Linked DNA regions of Homo sapiens: all the other regions are linked to region 2. Evidence: chromatin loops called from intact Hi-C (ENCODE). Cell type or tissue: HepG2. All regions are shown on one strand.

Region 1 (5,000 bases), 88 kb after region 2:
AAATCGTCTGGACCCCTGTGTAGTCCACACTGCAGTTGGGGTCACTGGCGTACTGCTGGCCCTACGGTCAGGGTCTGTGGCCACCTGGCACAGTGTCCCACCAGAGCGCAGAGAGGGACATTCCCCATGCCCCACCCTCGGCCCCGAGCCGCCTCGGGCACGTCTTGCCTGCTGGAACCTTGCCCCAGCCCTCTCTCCTTGTGCCCTTCCCACGTTTACAGAAGAAGGCTGGGCTGAATGGTGTGCAGGCCTCGAACCCCGGCCGCAGAACTCGCCCCGATGAGGGGAAACTGGAGGCTCTTTCCTCCTGACCATGCATGATGAGCCGGTGCCCCGAGGGTTTGTCTGCGTCTTTCCAAAGACACCTTATGGCGTGTTTCCAGTCAGTAGTCAGACATTCTGCTCATCTCCCTGGGTTCAGAGCCTGCTGGACACTGATCAGTGCCCAGGCCTGGTCCCGCCCTATGGGGACAGTGCAGCAGGGAACAGAGAGGGGGCAGCGTATGGCAGTGGGTGCCAGATTTGGAGGAGATGCCGGGGGCTCGTTCCCCCACCCTCCTGGACAGCGTCCTCCTCCCTGCACATCCTTGTGAGTAATGCTCTGGGAACCTCCGGGCTCTGGAGACACAGTGGGATGGAAAAGGCCAATAAAAGACAAATACACAAGTCTGCAGAAATGAACTGGGGGCCTGGGAGCCTGGGAGCCTGCAGAGACATCCACAGGGGTGATGGTGACTGGGGGCTCATTGGGGTGCCCACTTTGGGGAGATGGTGACTGGGGGGCTCATTGGGGTGCCCACTTTGGGGAGATGGTGACTGGGGGCTCATTGGGGTGCCCACTTTGGGGAGATGGTGACTGGGGGCTCATTGGGGTGCCTACTTTGGGGAGATGGTGACTGGGGGCTCATTGGGGTGCCCACTTTGGGAAGCTGGTGTTGTGGCTGATACCTGCAAATCCAGAAGGCTCTGGCCTTGTGAATACCTGGAAGCCAGCTCCAGGTGGACGTGGGGCTGGGGCTCGGCCTGGGTGGTGAGGATGTGCCTGGTGCCTGTGGGGACAGCGGGAGGAGCTCACAGGAACATGGCGGGAGCACAAGGCTTGGAGGTTGGCATGGTGCAGGGAGTCAAGGCTGGTCCCTGGGCAGGGGCTCTGCAGGCCAGAGGACATGGTTGATTCAAACCTGCCGGGAGCCTCGGGGGTGCCAGGAAGGTGACGGATCACTCTGATGGCCTTCTACAAAAATCTCTCTGCTGCTCTCTGGACCATAAGTTCAGGGCAGCAAGAGGAGTCTGCAGAGGTCAGGCTGGGCAGAAAGTGGCAGTGACTGTGGTCGCGTGGGGAAGTGTGTGATGGGGGTGATTCAAGGGCCCAGGCGGTGGGGCTCCAGTAGAGGTGTGAGACCGTGTGGAGGGCAGAGCTGAACCCAGGCCTGGGTGTATGTGCAGCGATGCTCTGTGTCCACCCCAGGAGGCCCCAGGCACACGTGGAGCATCTGTTCTGCCCCCCGGCTGGTGCGAGCTCACCGGAGCAGGTGTCCAGCAGGCACGGAGTGAGAGACACAGGCTGGGAGCAGGTCAGACTGGCAAGCCTGCTTGGGTGTGGGAGTGTTGAGGTCACCAGGGAAACTGAGGCGGCAGCTGAGGACACAGGGCCCTAGGCGATGGGCACCCACTAGCCCACAGAGGGGCCATCCTGGCCTACCCGCTGTCGCAGCTGCAATGGTGGCCTCCCCCAATCCTTGCCCTCCCTATGAGGCTGCCTGTGGAAGGAAGCAGACCTCCCACGCAGGGAGCCCGAGAGGTGAATAAAGGTCTCCTTTAATCATTCAGACCACTCGGCAGATCTGGCAGCTCATGCCTCCCACAGGAGCAGAGCCTGACTGATGGGAGCGGGAGCTGCAGGAGGGACGTGGGGATGCTTGGGATGCTCCGGGACGCAGGGTGGCTGGATGAGCAGGGTGCTGGGCCCCTGGGTGTCTTAGCTGCGGTTTTCTTTGGCTTTAACTTTTTGTCATTTTTAAGTGTCTCTGGCTCATTTTAGAGCCAGGTGACTTAACAAAGGTTTCATTTACCATTGGGAAGGGAAGGATATTTCTAATCTGAGTTATGGACATGTCAACGGGGTGCTGCTTCTCAAGGTCAAGCCAGACCCTGCAGTTGGGGGCACTAGAGTGGGCTGAGGGGCCACATTGGGGTTAAGTGGCCTGCATCTTTATAGGTCCTGTGCCTCACTGCCAAAGTCACCTTGGACCAGTCACCTTCCCACTGGTGACGAGGGGAGACGCAACTGTAGGCAAAGGGCAAAGTGCAGCAGCCGGCACACGGTGACTTAGGGCCTTTGCAAGCATGATTTTACCCAGCTGACTCTGTCTCTATCACCACCTGGTGGCAGGAAACTAAAATTGCAGGCATACTTGTTCAGAGGTAAGCACACAGCATTGCTTTCTGTGGTTTCAGTTACCCATGGTCAAAGGTAGTCCAAAAATATTAAATAGAAATTTCCAGAAATAAGTAATTTGTAAGTTTTAAATTGCACGTCATTCTGAGTAGCATGACAAAAATTTTGCGCCATTCCACTTTGTCCCATCCGGTCCATGAACCCTCCCTTTTCCTGGCATATTCACACTGTCCAAGTCAGCTGCCTATTAGTCACTAAGTAGCCGTCTTGGTTATCAGACGGACTGTCGTGGCATCATAGTACTTGTGTTCAAGACACCCTTATTTTTCTTAATAATGGCCCCAAAGTGCAAGAGCACGGGTGATGCTGGCAATTCAGATATGCCAGAAAGAAGCCGTGAAGTGCTTCCTTTAAGTGAAAAGATGAGAATTCTCAACTTCATAAGGAAAGGAAAAAAATCACATGCTGAGGTTGCTAAGATCTACAGTAAAAAATCTTCTATCCATGAAGGAAACAGACCTCATGCTGGCTTTGCTGTTGCACCCCAGACTGCAAAAGTTATGGCCACGGTGTATAAAAAGTGCATAGTTAAGATGGAAAAGGCGTTCAGTTTGTGGATGGAATACATGAACAGAAATGGATTTTGATTGATGGCAGCTGGGTTTGGTACTCTCTGCCGTTCCAGTCAGCCACTGGTGGTCTGGGGGTGTATCACTTGTGAATAATGGGGGGCTGCTGCATCTCCTTTGAATGTTGCCTCTGATGCCTGAATGATGTAAGGAAAGTCCCCCAGACCTTGGCTCAGTAAATGTAGTCGTGTCTCGTGAAATGATCTTCCCTCATCATCAGGCCATCTTTGATGACCCTTGTGAAACGACGTCTGTACAATTCTATTGGTTTACAAAATATGCGTGTAGACATATTCTGAAGAGATTGCTTGATCTTAAATTGGGCTTAGAAGCCCAAAATAGGTGACTATTCTTTTTTAAAGTGTAACTTAAAAAAATATTTCATTGACACATCTATACAGGCAAATTGGAAATTGTAAGTGCAAACCTTGATCTCACCCCTCCTGGCCCGATCTCACCCCTCCCCTTGGCTCACCAGAGCCCTAACTTCTGTCACTGCAGGTTTGCCTGTTTCAGAACCTCCCATCAACGGAAGCAGGGAGTAGGCCTCATTTTTGGACTTGGATCCTTTCCCTCGTTACGTCTGTGAGAGCCGCCCGTGCTGTCATGTGTGGTGACAATCTGATACTCTCATTGCTGTATAAAATGTCCCTGTACCGCCATCTATCTGTCTGTGCCAAGGACGGTAGACGTACAGGCTCTTTTGAATTTTTAGTCATTCTGCGTGATGCTGCTGTGAACATACTTGGTGCACGTCTCCGAGTGGCTGTGTCCACTGACTTATCTCCAGCATTCGCCTTGGAGTGGCAGGGCTGTGACCTAGCCACGGTAGGCCCTGCAGAGTGTTTCTCAAAGCGATTGTATCATGTCACGTGCCATCAGCAGTCCATGAATGTTCTGTGTGCGTCATGGTCCCTCCAGCACCGGCGATGGTCAGTGTGTTTAATTTCAGCCATTTTGCTGAGCCTACGGTGTTTCGTGGACTTGGTTTTTTCTGCTGCGTCAAGATCCTGGGCATGACTCTACAGCCGTCTGGAGTGGCCCAATAGCTGCTTTTTATGAAGTGTTCATTTGCGTCTTCCACTCATGTTTATTGAGTTGCTGGTCCTTTTGTTAAATAATTTGCAGGAGCTCTTCCTATATGCTCCATTCAAGCCTGTGTTTATTCTGTGGCTGGCCTTCTTATTTGCTTAATGGTACATTTTGATGAGCAGAAATTCTTAATGTTAGCTAAGTCGAATTGATTCATCTTTTCCCTTCCAGGTCGTGTGTTTTGCATTCTGTGTGGGAAACGTCATCTTACCCCAAAGCCGTGAGACGTTCTCTCGCGTTCTTGTCCCAGCTTTCCAGCCTTACATCACACAGTTGGGTCTACCAGCCGTTTCTGATTAAGTTCCATGTGGTATGAGATGGATCTCAAGGCACATTTTTTTTCTCTGCACATGGAGACCCGACAGATCCAACATCATTTATTGAAAAGTTCTAGCCTTTCACTCATAATGGTTTTATGTAAAGTTCTGAAACACTTTAGAGAGACAGAATGGAAGACTGGGTCTCATCCCTGAATATATTATATCTAATTAGCTAATTATCTTTTATGTCTCATCCGCTGAAAGCCGGAGCTGAGATCACACGCAGATTCCTATCTAGCGGCAGGCGCCCTCCCGAGAACGCTAACGAACCAGGGCCCTCTCTGTTTTCCTTTTCCCTGGGCCGCCTGCTTGAACATCGCAGGGTGGGATTCGCAGTGGGGAGGTAGATAGCTGCTCCCCACCTGCCCCCAACGCCCCCATCGCCCCCACCCTGCATCCAGCCTAGCCCTGGCCTCCTACCCCTCCCATGGGAACGAGGGGCCTGGCCTGGCTCCAGGAGGGTGGGGACTGGGAGAGGTCCCCGGCCTGGTGGTCTTTCTAATGGCCTGACTGGCAGAAGAGGGGCCTGGTGTGATACTCAGCATTGCAGAGGCCACTGTG
Region 2 (5,000 bases):
CCTGGTTTGTTTCACCTTCTCGGGAGGATGTGGGCATCCTTCTGTTGGTTCCCACCACAGTTTTTTCTCTTCTGTCCAGAGACTGGGCCCAGGACCCCCTCACCCTTTCTGGCTTGCTTAGATTTTGATTAGCATTTTGATTCCCAACACAGTAATGGTTTCAGTATTTGTAAAGGGTTTTTCCTGTCATGTCAATGAGAACCCTAGGTGTCTCCTCCTGAGATGTGTGTTGGTTTTATCTGGTTCAGGTGTTCACACTGCCATCTGGAGCTGACTTCCCAATGGCACCCAGGGCCTCTTTGGTCTGCACTGTTAACTCACTCTTCGGAAGCCCTACACGAGGTTCTTGAGTTTGCAGCTGTGATTGCTTTTAAAAGTGTAAGCAATGCCACATGCATTTACTAACAGGAAGCCTTGGTGCCCGGAGAAGTGTGATGGTGGTCCCCCAACATTAGGTATGGAGGTCCTCCTGTCCCACCTGTTGAAAGTGAATTGGTGGGCCTGCCTCTATTTATGAACTTTCTTTTTTTTCTCCTTTATCCTCTTTAATTCTCTTTACAGAAGGATCTTCCAATTGTAGTTCTTAAATATTCCCTTGGTGAACGTAGCACACTTTTCTATTTTCAGAATTTCAAATGATATGCACCTGATTGGGGACACAGTGAGTGTCAAGGGCAGGCTCTCTCTCCTGATTGAGGTCCCTTTGGGGGCCAGGGGTGAGCACATGTGATAAGCACCCAGAAGACCCCCGAGTCCTCTGACTGGGGAGCCCTGTGCCAGGTGAGGGATGAAGGCCAACGACCTTGCTGGAGGTCAGGCTCTGCGAGCCAGGCAGGGTGGGTTCCTGAGGAGCTGCTACCTTAGATCTTTCCTAGAGAATGTCTAGGGGTGGAGAGCAGGAAACAGTGGGGTGCTTATAGGAAATGGGGTTTTGAAGGGGATTGCCTGAGCAGAGAGAATGGCTAGTCCCTCCCAGGGCAGATCCACAGCTGCTTAGTTGCTTGGCTGGTGTGAGGCTGGGGCCACTCCTTTAGGTGAGAGGAGTTGGATGGGACATTCTTGTCTCTCCTGGATGTTTTCGGGGGCAGGTGGAGGGTGATGAGCCAGAGGTGAAGAACTGCTTCGTGGATGGCCTCTCCCCTGGCCGGCTGCTGGGCACCGCGAGCCAGGTCAGGCAGACAGCATCAAGCTTAGTGGCTGGTCCTGACTCTGCCCTTGACTTTTTAGTTGATGTTAGACCAGTCACCATGCCTCTATAAGCCTCAGTTTCCCCAGATGCATACTGATTGCCTTGATCTATCTGACCTCCAAGAGCCCTTCAGGGCCAGGCCTCTTTCCCTTCCTGGCACGTCAATACTGGTGCAAGGAGGAGACAGCCTTCATGTGAACCACATGCACCGCGGGCACCAGCACTGCCCCCACCCTGCACAGGTCAGGAGAGAGGTTCAGGGTCCCAGGAAGCTTAGGCCCCGATTCCTGCCCACTGCTCTTTTCTGGTCATTTGAAATTGAATTTCAAATTCAATTCAGGCAAAAATACCTTGAGGCCCACCACACTGGTCTTGGTACTGGGCTCTGGGGCGAACCCCTGACGAGGACACCTGTGCCCCCTGCTCTGGGGAGCGGGGTTGGGGAGCAAAAGTGGCCTAAAACAAAGACCCTTTCTTCCTAGAGGCGGGAAGGGAGGCAGTGCAGGGAGGCATCCGTTTGTTTCCTCTGGAACGGAACGTGGGCATTAACAGTGCGCCCACGCTCTTGGGTGCAGGGCAGCTGGCTGGAGGGTGGTACACAGTAGGGGCAGGTGTGAGTGTGTTTGTGTGTGTTTCCAGGCAGATGTGCCGTTTTCAGAAGCCGCGGGACCAGCCTCCTCCGAGCCCTCCCAGCCGCTGGTCGGGCCCGGCTGGGGCGGTACCTGGGCCTGGGGTTTCCCTGTCTCTCCTGGGGCCTTGGGTGCGAGGGAGGCTGGGCGCCACTCGAGGCCCCGCGTCCGGTCTCCCGCGCCAGCAGGGCCGGCTCTGCAGTGAGGCCCCTGCGCACCTAGGTGGAGCCCGACCCGCAGTTTTCGGCTGGGCCGGCCCCACCTGACCCGCCGGCGCGCCAGGCGGGGGCGCTGCAGGGCGGGGTCCCCGGGGTCCCTCGCGGCCCAGTGCGCATCCGCGGCTCCGCGGCCGGGAGGAGCGCAGACGGCGGCGGGCGCGGGCCGGAGTCCGAGGCTGCGCGGGCCCGGCCACCTGGGCCGGCAGCGACTGCGCCGCGCTCCCCCTCCCGCCGCCTCCCCCGAGGAGCCGGCGCCGAGCCGAGCGGGCGGGCGCGCGCCTCCAGGCCGGAGCAGCGGCGTCCCGCGGGCGGCGAGGCGCGCAGCGTCGCCGGCCCCACCTGTAGGCGCGGCAGCCACCGGCACCGGCACCGACACCGGCAGCGGCGGCCCAGCGTGGGCAGCCCAGGGGCGCGGTGGGCCCGGACCTAGTCCCGGCCGCGGCGGCGGAGGCGCGGGCTGCTGGGAGCGCAGAGGCCGGCACCGTCCGGTGGGGACCGGCCCGCCAGCCCCGGGCCGCGCAAGTTCGATCGCCGCGGGCTCGGCCGGGCCGCGCGGACCCCGGCGGCGGCGATGGTGCGGCAGCCCCGCGCCCGGCGCGCAGCCCCGGCCCCGAGCCTGGCCCGCCGCGGCGGCGGTGGCGGCGGCGGCGCGGCGGCCCCCTGAGCCCCGGGCCGGAGCGAGCGCGGGCGGCGGAGGAGGCGGCGGCGGCGGAGGAAGAGGAGGAGGAGGAAGGCGACGCCGAGCAGCGGGCGGTGGGGGCCGACAGGCGGAGGAGGGGGCCGGGGCCGCGCCGGACCCCCCCCCCCCCCGCGCCGCCCGGCCGTTGCGCAATCCGCGGCCCGCCGTCCGGGCCCTGCTGGCGGTGCGGCTCCGGGGGCGGCGGCGGGGCTGATTCATGGGGCCGCGGCGGCCGCCCCCCGGCGCCCCGCAGCCAGCGATGGTGGCCGAGTGGTCGGAGCGGCGGCCGCCGCGGCCCGAGACTTTCTGCTAACCTCCCCGCCCCCGCCCGCCCCCTCCGCGGCGCCCCCCTCCCCCCGCCCGCTCCCCTCCCCCCTGCCCAGAAAGACACAAATCGCCTCCCGGAGTGGCGCCTCCAGTCGCGGCGGAGCGCGGCGTTGGCGGCGGATGGAGGGCGCGAGCGGGCGGCCGCGGAGGCTGCACCCGGCGGGGCGCTGATGCGGCGCCTGGACCTTCGCTGCGCGACTTCGGGGGCGTCGGCCGAGTTGGGACTCCGCGATGCAGCTCCTGAAGGCGCTCTGGGCACTGGCAGGGGCCGCGCTCTGCTGCTTCCTCGTCCTAGTGATCCACGCGCAGTTCCTCAAAGAAGGTAATTGTCCCCGGGCGCGCGGACCGGTCCTCCGCGCTCTGCCCGGCTCGCGGCGGCTCCGGCGCCCGACCCGGCTTCCAGCACGTTCCGCTGCCGCCGCGCTCGGCTGAGGCTCGTGGAGCGCCACTGCGGGCCCGGAGCGGCCGGCGGCGCGACCCTACCAGGAGCCCGACCCCCCGCGGATCTCGCTGCCCCGCGCCCATCGGGGCTCACCGGCAGGGCGCGGGGTCGGGGCGCGCTGCGTTCTCGGTGCCTCTGGCGCCGCCCCGGATCCCCAGCCCAAGCCGAGGCTGCCGTTCCCATCCCCTGCCCCACTGGGCTCGGTGGCAGCGGCGCCCGCCCGCACGCCGCCGGGCCCTCGGTAGATGGCACCAGCGCTCCACGGTGGCCGGCCGGGCTGGGGCGGGAGCGGAGCTGGGACCCGCCAGGGTGGGCGCCGGGCTGGGACCCGCGGACGTCGGGAAACCGGCCTGCGCACCTGTTCCCCAGGGCCCAAGCCGCCTTCCAGAGACCCATAGGTTTGGGAAGCAGGGGCTTGGTCACCGGGGTGCGCAGGTCCCCGCGCCAAGTTCTGCCCCTGCTCTCTTGGTCTTTGCTGGACTGCAGGGCAGTCTGGGACTATTGAGGCGCCCAGGATAACGGTTGGACCCTCGTGGCTGGAGAGGCCCTTTGTACTGGGAAGCATCTTACTGGGGGTTGGGGGCAGGGCCACACCTCCCCTGATGGGCGGTCGGTCGGCTCCAGGCACCCCAGACACACTCCTGGAAACTTCCTGGTTTCAGGGCCAGGCTCCCTTTGCAGGGCTCCCGGTGCACCCCGGGATCAGCCTGGCCTGTCATATCAGACTGGGGGCAACTGAGGCGTTGGCCTCCCCCCGGGCACCCCTGCTCATGGTTACTAGTGCTCTGGCACACAGGCTGGGCCAGCTCCGCCTGGTGCTCCCCTTGGTCCGCTGGGAAGGCTGAGCACCGGAGGGCGCCTGTGTGGCTGGTAAGGCGCTGGGTTCTCATTAGTTCTGGGTTCCTGCAGAGGAAGGGCTTGCAACATTCAGCTGCTTTCCTGACTAATTAATGAGCCGCCGGAGGCCTGGGGAAGCAGGTAGGTGCAGGAGCCCGGCCCGAGACCCTGTGACCTCCACGGGCCTGGTGTCCACTTCCCTCCCTTGCTTTTGGATGTGGGCACCTAGTACAGAGGAGGGCCAGGTCTGAAGGGAGAGTAGGCTACCCCAGGACTCTGCTGCGGGCTTGGCCTGCCAGCCCGGGCTTGCGGGGACCCTTCCCCAGGTGGGAGGCCCAACTTCTTCCTGCTGCCTTGCTGACCCACTTCAGGAGTGGGTGGTTCTGCCATAGGGCAGTAGCACTTGGGGCTGGGGAGGCCATCCTTCCTGCTGAGGAGTCATTGGGTCCAGGCAAGCCCGCGAGGGCTGTCCTCTGCTGGTGTCGCGTGTCAGGACTGTGGGAGCCACCCCTGGTGCATTCCAGGTACCTGGCAAAGGGGTCCCTGCTCTGCTGGGCCTGTTTGTGTTCGCGCTGCAAGTTCTCTGCCTCTCTGGCTGATCTCGAAGTCTCTGGGGGATTGGCTTGCGGAAAGGGCGTGTATGTGAAAATTTCAGTGTTTCTCTGAGGTCCAGGTGCCC
Region 3 (5,000 bases), 130 kb after region 2:
ACAGTCCCAGTGAGCTCTGGTGGCTTGCATCCTAGCCTGACCGAGAGGGCCCCAACAACACAGCCTGTAGGTTCTGGCCAGCCGAGCCTTGTGCTGGGTAGTGCGCTGTGGCCTGCGCCGTATCCACCCTCAGCGTCCTTCTCCCGGGATTTCCCAGCCCAGAGCATGAGCTTCGTGGTGGGCATGAGGTCCCAGCTGAGCTCGGTAGTGAAGGATTTGGGCCCAGGCCACCTCCTGTCCACCCTCTCACAGCCTGCCCTGCAGGCAGGTCAGGACCTGCCCTCGGACACCACCCACACTGCCCGGGTTTTCTGGTCTGTGCCAACCCCACTCCTGCTGGCCCAGGCCCTGCCCTGTGCTGCAGAGAGTGCCAGAACTGGCCCGGGCAGATGCAGAAACATCTCCCTGTTGCAGTTGAAGGGCTCACTTCACCTGAGACAGCCCAGTCCCTGCTTCTGGCTGTTAGGGCAGAACAGGACAGGCACTGGGGACCCCAGGGGGTTTCTGAGGCCCCGTTCAGCTCAAGATGAGAGCAGGAGCCACATTGCACTAAAGACTACCTTGGGCGCCATGGTACGGGGTGGATGGGAGCCCACGTGGGGATTTCTTTTAAGCCACACTGGAGCCTCTTCCTTTCATGTCCTTCAGTGTTGGTGCTAGAGAAACACACCCTCAACACACACGCGCACACACACACACACACACACACGATGCTTTCTGTAATTTGTCCAGCTCTTTTCTCAGGCATTGCAAGGGGATTTCTGCTACTGGGGCATGTGTGTTTCATCCTGTAGCTTCCTCGTGGGTTTAAGGTTCGTGTTTGTGGGTGTCTGAGATTTTCTACCATATTTACTGTTACCCAACACGATGCATCAGGGATGGGAGACACAGCTGCTGGTGGCTTTCTGCAGGAATAGAACAGACAAGAAAAGGGGCCCCGGGAAGACGCATGACAGATTCCGGCCATCCCCACTCATGGCGCCATCCCCTCTCTCAGCGCTGTCCCTCGGGGTTGGTGGACGTGCAGCAGGTGGCTGGGACCCTCTGAGGGCCTGGGAGCTGCAGCCTGGGTGGCTTGTTCTTCCTGGAGTCGCCCTGGGAAGCCGGGGGGTTCCCTATCCCCACGTGCCATGTTAGTGGCAAGGAGCACAGTTGCTTTTTCTCGGAGGGAGACACTGATTCTCAGCTGGAGTTTCCTCACCTGACTCTTCAGGTGAACGAGGGATGTTCCCATGTCTCCTGGTCTCCTGGCTGTCTCAGCCGGCTCAGGCTGCCGTAGCAAAACTCCGCATACTGAGGGGCTTAAACAACACACGTTTATTTTCTCACGGTTCTGGAGGCTGGACATTCAGGATCATGGTGCTGATAGGTTTGGTTCCTGGTGAGGATCTGATTCCTGGCTTCTAGGCAGCATCTGCTTGCTGTGTCCTGAGATGGTGCAGGGGGCTGGGGAGGGGAGAGAGAGAGAGACAGAGAAAGAGAGACAGCGAGCACACATGCTTGAACTCTCTGGAGTCTCTTAAGGACAGGAATCCTGGCAGATCAGGGCCCCACACTCATGGCCTCATCTAACCTTCTTCACCTTCTGAAGGCCCCATCTCCAAATCCAGGGGTGAGGCTGCACTGAGAGGATATTGCATCCCTAGCACTGACCTGGAAAGGGATTGGGGGTAGCCATGCCCGGCTGGTGGACGCCTGCCTCCCTGGCTGTGGGTGTGAAGGTGCCGGGGGTGGGGTGGGGCAGGACTGGCTGGGACACAGCACCCCACAGCGTCCTCTGCCGTGGGTGCTGTGGCAGGCATGACCAGCCCATCTCAGACTCCTCTCCACTGCAGTCATGCAGGCTTCAGGCAGCTCCTCCCCCCTTGTCGGAACTGAGGACGAGAACCCATTCATTCTGCCTGGGATGCTGTCCCTTTGTCTGTCTTCCAGAGGGCCCCTGACCTCCCAGACCTGCCTCCCCTGCGATGACCCCAGGGCCTGTGCCCTCGTGGGGTGAGGAGTGAGCTGTTCCCCAGGACCCTGTCCTCTGCTGCCCACTGCTCCTATAGGAACAGCCACTGCCTGTGGTCCAGCGGCATGATTGGCTGACCCTGTGCAAAATGAAATGCAAGGCCCTTGTTAAAAATTATTCAGAATTTCAAGACTTGGGAACTGCAGAGCGTTGTCCAAGCGGTGGCCCTCCTATACCTGGAGCCGTGTGCAGCAGCCTGTTTGCATAGCCATGAAGCCAGCCCGCTGCCCGTCTGGAGGACGGTATGTTAGCACACATGTGTGCACACACGTGCATTTGCACAACTGTTTATGTAGTTGTCATATCCTTCCTATGGCGAGGAATCTTGGAAATTTTTTCAGGTTTTCAAGTAAACAGGTATCCTGGGGAACTACAGTTCTGGTTTATGCACATTGAGAGTTGTGTTCTTTATTTAAAAAAAGGAAAAGAGGTGACATGGAATAGAAAACCCAGGAGAGAGGAGGAAGCCAAGGGCTCTGGAGCTTCGTGAAAGGGACCGGGGCTGCAGACGGGAGGTGGGGGCTGGGGGCCATGGGGGCCACTCTTGCCCTGGGCCTGGGTGTCTGTGCAGCCTGGGCCTGGTGTGGGTGACAGAGAGGCCTTCCCTACTCTGCAGGGCTGGCAACTGAGGCAGCCCAGACACTGGGTTCTCTGCATCCTGGGGCCAGTGGACCCATCAAACATTGAGCCCCAGGAAGGAGGGACCCAAAGGAAAACAGGAAGGGGCTTCATGCGTGCATTGCCCACATCCAACAAGATGAGTTCCAAGCCTCTATTCGGAACAGTGAGGACCCCGAGGAACTCGGAACAGTGAGGACCCCGAGGAACTGTGAGTGGGCGAGGAAGGGGAGGAAAAGGCCCACCCTGGCCCTCCCAGCACTGGCATGAAGCGAGCCACATGCAGTCCATCCACTTGGCACGTAGAGTGGGGTGCCTGGCTCTCACCAGCGAGTGCAGTGGGGATATGTGACTTCATCCGTTCTCCTAGAGCCTCGGACCCAAACTTTCAAACTTCTTTTTCATGTAAGATGCAAAGTTCTCCCTAATCTCCCGCCATAGGGTTGAAGTCGGTGGTAGAATCCTGTGTATATAAGTGTGCATGTTTATAACTTAACCTTGAACTAAAATACTGCCGGGCAGGTGTTTGGTATCTGATCTGAATGCCTACGTTTTTCAACTGGATGGCAACCCCTGTTTGTAGGTCCAATTTTTATAAAAGTAATTATGTGTGCATTAGGAAGGACATATTTTTTCCCAGTTTGAGAAATGACTAATCGTTCTTTTGAGATTCCCGCAGCGAAGGTTATGTTAATACAATCAGCTTTTACTCCGCCATGAAGTCCTTCTCGTGCTTTCTGGTGGAGAGTAATCTCCAGTCTGCCTAACACCTACAGCCACAAAATAGGGTGGGCCTCCAGGGAAGAGAGAAAATGCAATTCTCTCTGGCATGGGAGGAGTTAATGTGGGCTTCAGAGTCCTTGTGCTGGTGGGGAGCCAGTGCCCCCATCCACCTGGCCCTGCCCTGCCCCCTGCCCTGTCCAAGGGCCATCACAAGGACTCACATCCTTTAATCTTGGAGGCTTGACATGGCTGGTGCTGGGCCGGCCCCAGGGGTCAGCCGGGCATCTGCAGATGAGACGAGGCGGGAGTAGGATGGGGGCCAGGGGTGGTTGTAAAATCCTCCAGTCAAGGATGGGAAATCGACTCCCCATCTCCAGCCTGGCCTCACTCTGAGCTCCAAGCCTGGGCCCCCTTGTTCCCCTTTGGTTACCTCCCTGTGCACAGGCTGCCCTCGCTGTATCTGAGGATGTCCTGACTGGGAACCCCCTCCTCCTGCCTTCTTCTGGCTCTCAAGTGGATTCCAGACAAGAGACAGTGAGGCAGCCACACTGCAGGAGGGGCCATGGCTCTGCTTCACAGACATGTCTCTAGCTCCCTCGATCATTGCTTGCTGCTCCACGACTGGCCGATGGCAGAGCGGGACTTGGGGAGCAAGCACTAAACCAGGAGACCAGGAAGCTGGCAAAGCCCCTGGGCCCAGTGTCCCTGTGTGAGGGTCCCTGGGTGGAGCCACGCCGGGCATTGCCTGAGGGCCCCCCCAGCCAGTGCCAGGACCCAGGTGCCCTCAGCAACACCCTCACGATCCATGAGAGTAGCACGCTGATTGCCTCTCTCTTTTCTCCCACAGCAAGAATCATCAAGACCAAGCAGTGGTGTGACATGCTTCCGTGTCTGGAGGGGGAAGGCTGCGACTTGTTAATCAACCGGTCAGGCTGGACGTGCACGCAGCCCGGCGGGAGGATAAAGACCACCACGGTATGTGGCCCTCGGCTTTCTCGTGGGTGTGCTGGGGAGGGGGTATGTGTGTGCGGGCCTCCGACGCCACCCGGGCTCCGCGGGGACAGGTGGCAGCTGCTCACTCCATCCTCATGCAGAGAGGCCAGGGCCCTGTCTCCTCCCCCACCTCCCTCTCTGGTGCTAAATTCCTGACCATCTGTCCTGGGGCAGACGGTCTGTGAGTACATGGGGGCTGAGAGCTGGATGCAGAACCAGCTGCAAGGCTGGTCAGCCCAGAAGTCAGATCACTGACCAGGTCTCGAAACCCCCTGGTTAGAGCCGTCTTGTTTCCGGGACTGATGTGCCCGTGATTTTGCAGGCTGGAGGAGGCATCCGCCCCTCCTGAAGATGAACTTCTGATAACTCCCCCAGGGCACGGCGGGGGTTCTGTGGAGACAGGGCCAGGTTCAGGTTCCGTCCAGGTGTGCTCCTTCCGTCCCTGGGCCTGGCCTGGTGGCTGCTCACACCAGAGACCCGGAGGGCCCTTCAGCTCCTCTCTGTCCCCCTGAGTGGGGCATGCAGTGCACCCCGCCCTCCCAAAGCCACGGCTGACCTGGGTCTCTAGAGCTGCTCTTCCCAAGGGCGGGAGCTTGGGGAACGCCGGGTGGACATGGGCCTTTTCTGAAGGCGGCGCCTCCAGGCATGCCAC

Evidence for each region. A loop is a pair of places that touch in the nucleus more often than their neighbours do. Peaks named below come from ENCODE experiments on the same cell type or tissue, not always from the same donor. Only the 100,000 strongest peaks of a DNase experiment are listed, where the experiment ranks them.
Region 1: it touches region 2 in a loop (6-fold over the local background); 2 of 110 quality-filtered maps call a loop at or near these places.
Region 3: it touches region 2 in a loop (8-fold over the local background); 7 of 110 quality-filtered maps call a loop at or near these places.

What each region holds. Positions count from the first base shown.
Region 1 is chr22:48,661,132-48,666,131 of GRCh38, forward strand. All of the region lies in intron 2 of TAFA5 (TAFA chemokine like family member 5), which reads left to right. Among named protein-coding and RNA genes, the nearest start is that of MIR4535, 120 kb to the right of the region's middle. In HepG2, a CTCF peak has its summit at 2,385; a DNase peak (open chromatin) is centred at 2,360.
Region 2 is chr22:48,573,208-48,578,207 of GRCh38, forward strand. The region is part of intron 1 of TAFA5 (TAFA chemokine like family member 5); the gene reads left to right. It overlaps LOC124900480 (a long non-coding RNA gene), which reads left to right and starts at 3,833. Exons shown (of 2, transcript XR_007068144.1): 1 at 3,833-4,462. RefSeq lists an enhancer at 3,939-4,445. In HepG2, CTCF peaks have their summits at 2,070 (motif pointing right), 3,727 (motif pointing right) and 4,336 (motif pointing right); a DNase peak (open chromatin) is centred at 2,054; H3K27me3 peaks cover 1,110 bases.
Region 3 is chr22:48,703,515-48,708,514 of GRCh38, forward strand. It overlaps TAFA5 (TAFA chemokine like family member 5), which reads left to right. Exons shown (of 4, transcript NM_001082967.3): 3 at 4,203-4,330. Among named protein-coding and RNA genes, the nearest start is that of MIR4535, 74 kb to the right of the region's middle. In HepG2, no CTCF peak of the experiment used is centred here; DNase peaks (open chromatin) are centred at 1,887 and 2,037.